2 separate regions of the Homo sapiens genome follow, and region 1 is linked to region 2. Evidence: chromatin loops called from intact Hi-C (ENCODE). Cell type or tissue: mammary epithelial cell. All regions are shown on one strand. Each heading gives the region's core, and the rest is flanking DNA. Links, peaks and the distances in the headings are about the cores only. Region 1 has its middle 29 kb from the start of MILR1. Region 2 overlaps TEX2 (testis expressed 2).

Evidence for each region. A loop is a pair of places that touch in the nucleus more often than their neighbours do. Peaks named below come from ENCODE experiments on the same cell type or tissue, not always from the same donor. Only the 100,000 strongest peaks of a DNase experiment are listed, where the experiment ranks them.
Region 1: a loop joins it to region 2, with 6 times the contacts of the local background. A loop is called at or near these places in 9 of 110 quality-filtered maps.

Annotation. Positions count from the first base shown.
Region 1 is chr17:64,418,836-64,421,646 of GRCh38, reverse strand. No RefSeq gene overlaps it. Among named protein-coding and RNA genes, the nearest start is that of MILR1, 29 kb to the left of the region's middle. In mammary epithelial cell, for the core only: a CTCF peak has its summit at 1,279 (motif pointing left); a DNase peak (open chromatin) is centred at 1,276.
Region 2 is chr17:64,147,771-64,150,581 of GRCh38, reverse strand. It overlaps TEX2 (testis expressed 2), which reads left to right. Exons shown (of 12, transcript NM_001288732.2): 12 at 1,491-2,811. The coding sequence ends at 1,613. Among named protein-coding and RNA genes, the nearest start is that of SNORA50C, 2.8 kb to the right of the region's middle. In mammary epithelial cell, for the core only: a CTCF peak has its summit at 1,759; no DNase peak of the experiment used is centred there.

The DNA.
Region 1 (2,811 bases), core at 25-2,524, 270 kb before region 2:
CACCACTGTGAAAAAAAAGATAAGGCCTTAGCCACTTAGCTAGGGTGCCGGGCAATTTCTAGTACTCTTCCCAGAAGGAGCCTAAAGCAGTCAATTTCGAGCTTGCAAAGGCTTTTAGCTGCTCAAGTTAATTTTTAGAGCTAAATATGATATGAACCTCCAAAATTCCCACCCTTCAGATGGCAGAAGCCAAGAGAAAGTACCCTGACATGGTCACAGGGTTAAAGGATCAAGCTCCCGCCTCACCTCCCCGAGTAGCTGGGATTACGGGTGCTTGCCACCATGCCCGGCTGATTTTTTTTTTTTTTTTTAATTTTAGTAGAGATGAGGTCTTGCTATATTTCCCAGGCTGGTCTTGAACTCCTGAGCTCAAGCGATCCTCCCACATCAGCCTCCCAAAATGCTGGGATTACAGGGGTACACCACCATGCCCAGCTGAAATTACCCTTTTAAACCAAAGCCAATAAGGATCTGGGTAGGCCCTTAGCTGCCAGCAGAAGTGACCTATCCTAAGAGATGATTTGTCAAGATTTTGTTAGTGGAGAGAAGACGATTCCAGAAAATCTGGGTGTTTACCACAGGCTGAGCACAAGGAAGGAAGGAAGGCTTTGGGTTTCCTTGTAGGGACAGGGGACAAGTAAGGGCTCTGGTGACTCTGTCTTGCTGTCTTGTATCCGGAATGGCCTGGGCTGCCGCCTGGGAGAATGCTGCACTCCCTAGGTCCCAAAGTGATGCCAGTGGACCTCCAGACCCCCTTCAGGGAAGGGGGTGCTGAGGATTCTGGGAAGACTACATCAGCTGACCTGAGTGAACTTGTTTCTTGTTTGTTTGTTTTGCTTGTTTGCTTGTTTGTTTGAGACAGGGTCTTGCTCTGTAGCCCAGGCTGGAGTGCAGTGGTGTGATCTTGGCTCACTGTAACCTCCATCTCCCAGGCTGAGGTGATCCTCCCACCTCAGCCTCCTGAGTAGATGAGCCTACAGGTGCGCACCACCACACCTGGCTAATTTTTTGTATTTATTGTAGAGTCAAGGTGTCACTGTATTGCTCAGGCTGGTCTTGAATTCCTGGGCTCACGTGATCCTTCCACACTAGCCTCCCAAAGTGCTGGGATTACAGGAGTGAGCCACTGCGCCTGGCCTCAACTTTTTAAATTTAATTTCAAGTGACTCAAAAGAAAAACAAGCGAAAATAAAAATAAAGTGTTAAGGCATAAACAGTTAATGGGCAGTCAGTTTCCTCCCTAGAGCTTTTGAAATTACAGACACTTGACAATGACGCCATCTAGTGGAAGGTTAGCAGGTCAGACGAAACCCATCTATTTCTCCTGATTCTTGCTCTGTCAGTCCACAGCTCTGAATAAGTGAGTTTTGCTGGCCATCCCAGGAGTGGACTAGCCCCAATTGTGGGGCATCAGCACCCAGGAACAACATCCTATGAATGGTCTTTCCTGCTTCTCTGAGTTTGCTGGGCTCTCCTCTGGTCTTTCAAGTTCCAAAGAGAAGAATCTAGCACTTACTGAGTACCTCCTGGTTAAAGGTCAGTTCATTAGATGGGCCAGCTGACTCCATTCTCATAATGACCCTGTGACGTGTTCTGTTTCACACATGAAAAAACCCAGCCTGGTCAACATGGCAAGTCCTCATCTCTACAAATAATTTAAAAACTAGTCAGATATGGTGGGGCATGCCTGTGGTCCCAGCTACTGGGGAGGCTGAGGCAGGAGGAGTGCTTGAGCCCCGGAGCTCAAGGCTGTAGTGAGGCGTGGTCACACCACTGCACTGCAGCCTGGGCAACAGAACAAGACCCTGTCAAAAATAAATAAATAAATAAAAAGGAAACTGTAACTATAAAGGTAGTCTGTCTCTTTGTAGGAAGGCTGAAAATACTTGTTTGTACATAGTGCTAGAAGAGCCTTACTGTTGGAATTTACAGAGGGAGAAGCTGAGATATTTGCTCAAAGTTGCTTGCTACTCAATGGGAATGGTGTTTGGGCTGAAACGCAAGTTTTTTGGGGGCAAAAAACTTGCGGTGAGCACTGTAGCCTCGACCTCCATGGCTCAGGTGATCCTCCTGCCTCAGCCTCCCCAGTAGCTGGGACTAAAGGCATACTTCATCATCACACCTGGCTAATTTTTTTTATTTGTGGAGACGAGGTCTTGCCGTGTTGCCCAGGCTGGTCTCCTGAACTCAAGCGATCCTCCCTCCTTGGCCTCCCAGAGTGCTGGGATTCCAGGCATGAGACACCATGCCTGGCCTACTTTATATATTTTCAATGTACTATTTCTGCATTACATATTTTATGTACTTTTTAATATCAATAGTATGTCTGTATTAGAAATAACAATGTAAAAGTGAAATAAGCACTGGGAGCGTCCAAAGCTATTTTAAAGGTGTTGGGGGTGGCCAGGTGCAGTGGCTCTCGCCTGTAATCCCAGCACCTTGGGAAGCTGAGGCGGGTGGATCGACTTGAGGCCAGGAGTTTGAGACCAGCTTGGGCAACATGGTAAAACCCCGTCTCTACTAAAAATACAAAAAGTTAGCTAGGCATGGTGGTGCACCCCTGTAATCCCAGGTACTTGGGAGGCTGAGGCACGAGAATCACTTGAACCCACGAGGTGGAGGTTGCTCTGTCTCAAAAAAAAAAAAAAAAAGCGTTTAGGAGAAGCTGCGGCTGATAAATTACAAATAGATGGGTTTTCGTCTGACCTGCTAATCTTCCACTAGATGGCGTCATTGTCAAGTGTCTGTAATTTCAAAAGCGCTAGGGAGGAAAGACTGCCCATTAATTGTTTATGCCTTAACACTTTATTT
Region 2 (2,811 bases), core at 224-2,723:
TCTTTTCCCAGCAAGCCTGCCAGGACTGTCAGGCTTTGTTTTCTCTTATGCAAGGCCTGGCCTTGCCCAACTCTTAGCACCCGGCCTGTGGGCAGGGAGGCTGCCCCCTGTTCTTGTGTGCTGTTCACCTTGCTCAGTTTGTTCAGTTCAACAAACATTCCTGGAAACCCTTCTGTGTGCCAGGTACCACCTGCCCTGGGAGTCCAAAGATGAATCTGGCCTCTCCCTCCCCTGGGTAGCTTCTAGTGTAGTCTGGGAGTTCATTAAGCCAGAGCTTACTCTCTCAGCTTTTCTTTCTGCATTTGGCCACCAAAGGTAATAGCAGTATAGCTGAGGCCCTAGGATGAGCTATTTCCATCAAACTTTTATCAGATATTTGAAGCACAGTTGTCTGTCGGGGTTTTATGGATTAGCAAACTATTTACTTTTAATGAAATTCACCTTTTGAAGAAGACCTACATTCTTTTTGCAGTGGTATATTTTGAGTTACTGCCTTAAAAAAATCCTCTTATTTAAAAACTAGAGATTAAACATAACTGATAACCAATTTCTGAAAAAGCTTAATGTCATCACCAAATAGAAAAGTACTTTGAACCTACTGAGGGGAAAGAACATCATGCCTTTTATTTTTCCCTTTTTCTTTCTTTTTTTTTTTTTTTTTTTTAAGACAGAGTCTTGCTGTGTCGCCCAGGCTGGAGTGCAATGGCGCCATCTCGGCTCACTGCAAACTCCGTCCCCCAGGTTCACACCATTCTCATGCCTCAGCCTCCCGAGTAGCTGGGACTACAGGCACCCGCCACCACACCCAGCTAATTTTTTGTATTTTTAGTAGAGATGGGGGTTTCACTGTATTAGCCAGGATGGTCTCGATCTCCTAACCTCGTGATCTGCCCACCTCGGCCTCCCAAAGTGCTGGGATTACAGGTGTGAGCTACCATGCCTGGCCTAATTTTTTGGTATTTTTAGTTGAGACAGGGTTTCACCATGTTGGCCAGGCTGGTCTTGAACTCTGGACCTCAGATGATCTGCCTGCCTTGGCCTCCCAAAGTACTGGGATTACAGGCGTGAACCATCGCACCTGGCCATTAGCTTACATTTTATCGCTAGGATTTATTAATAAAAGGATAATTCACATGGAATATGTGTTCTAGACATAGTAACTGGGAACTACTGTGAACAGCTTAAGCCAATTCTCTTAAATTGTTGGATATATATCAGTGCATATGGGCAACCTTATTATATGTATACAAAATCAAAGGCCACTTCTGCCTCCGAGCTGATATATTAGAGGATTCTCGTATCCATGCGCTGGTATGATTCCTCAACTCTTTCTAAAGTATGTATGGTGGGAGAATTAGTTTGGAATGCATAGCAAGTTTTTATATGTACTTTTAAAAATCAGTCTAAGCCCTAAAATTATCAGAACAAAGGAGGGTGACAGCCTGGCAAGGCATTCTTCCACATAGCTGTTCTTTAATATCTTCCTACAGAAAGTTTTTGTCATGCCAAACATGGATGATGTTTATATCACTATAATGCACTCAGCCATGGACCCTCGCTCTACTTCCTGCCTCCTGAAAGACCCACCTGTGGAGGCTGCTGATCAGCCATGATGGGTGATGTCAGATGTTCCCCATATTGTGACATCGAGCTGGATGTGTGGGGTTCTTGGCCGCCATCTGTACTGTAGCACTGGCCTCTGTGCCACAGCTACTGTTTCTTAAAGGACTGCTTCTGCCCTCTGCCTGCCAGTGCCCATTCCACTGTGAGGTGTCATTCCCTGCATCTAGTGACAACTGTCTGGATTGCCTGCTGCAAAGCTTTGATTTGGCAAAGGAGACCATGGAAGAATCATGGTGGATCCAGAAGTTATACGTGACCCACACCATGGCTTTTAAAAGTCTACCCATGTTTGTGGCAGCAAATGAGCACAGTAAGAGCAAAGCTGAACAACTTGCCTCCTCTACTCCTCCAAAGCTTTTCTTCAGGCAGCCGGTGCACAGTGGACTTTTTCACTTCTATACTTTGTATGCGGCCTTCCACACTTCCAGAGAATGTCAGTGTGCAATGTGTCTGGAGGGTGGGGAGAGGAATTCTGTGAGCCTTTTCATTTCGGTGACAGAAGAGATGGGCAGAGCAACTTATTTTCCACATTAAATTGTGCATTTGGGAAGCAAGTAGCCATAGTACACACACAACACGCTATCAGCTTGGGTAAGGACAGTGGGATTTATGTGAACATCAGGCAAAGCCATGAGATCAAACCATCCCAAGCCTTTCACCAATGAGGTACAACCACCTGGGGGCTAGCTAATCTTGAATGTTTTCCTGAGACAGGAGCGTATGTGAAAACATCAAACACTGCACATGACAGGATGGGTCCTCTCATACAGATGGGATGGGGTTAGAAAGCCAGAGCCAGTTTTTCCATCTGGCGTTTCCTGTGTCCTCCAGGTTTATATGGGAATCGAAACAGTTTGTTAATCTGATTGGGAGAGTTCCATGGGCAGATTTCCCTTCCTGAAGGCCAAAACGGAGAACTGCTCTCTTTAATTATTTCAAGAGTCAAGACCAAAAGTTTGCTCAGCATCACACTACATCTCAAAATTAATGTTGCCAACTTAATTTTGTGCATTTGTGTCAGAATGTTTAGTTTACAAGGTTGGGGGCTCTCTTTGCTTCGAGAAGTAAACCTAATACCATTTTTTTATTGTTTAAAGCTGCATTCAACGTCAAAATTACCTTGGGTAACTTTTGATAACTTACATGTGTGGACAAAGCTAATAGTGGTTTTTTAAACAGCACCTTGCC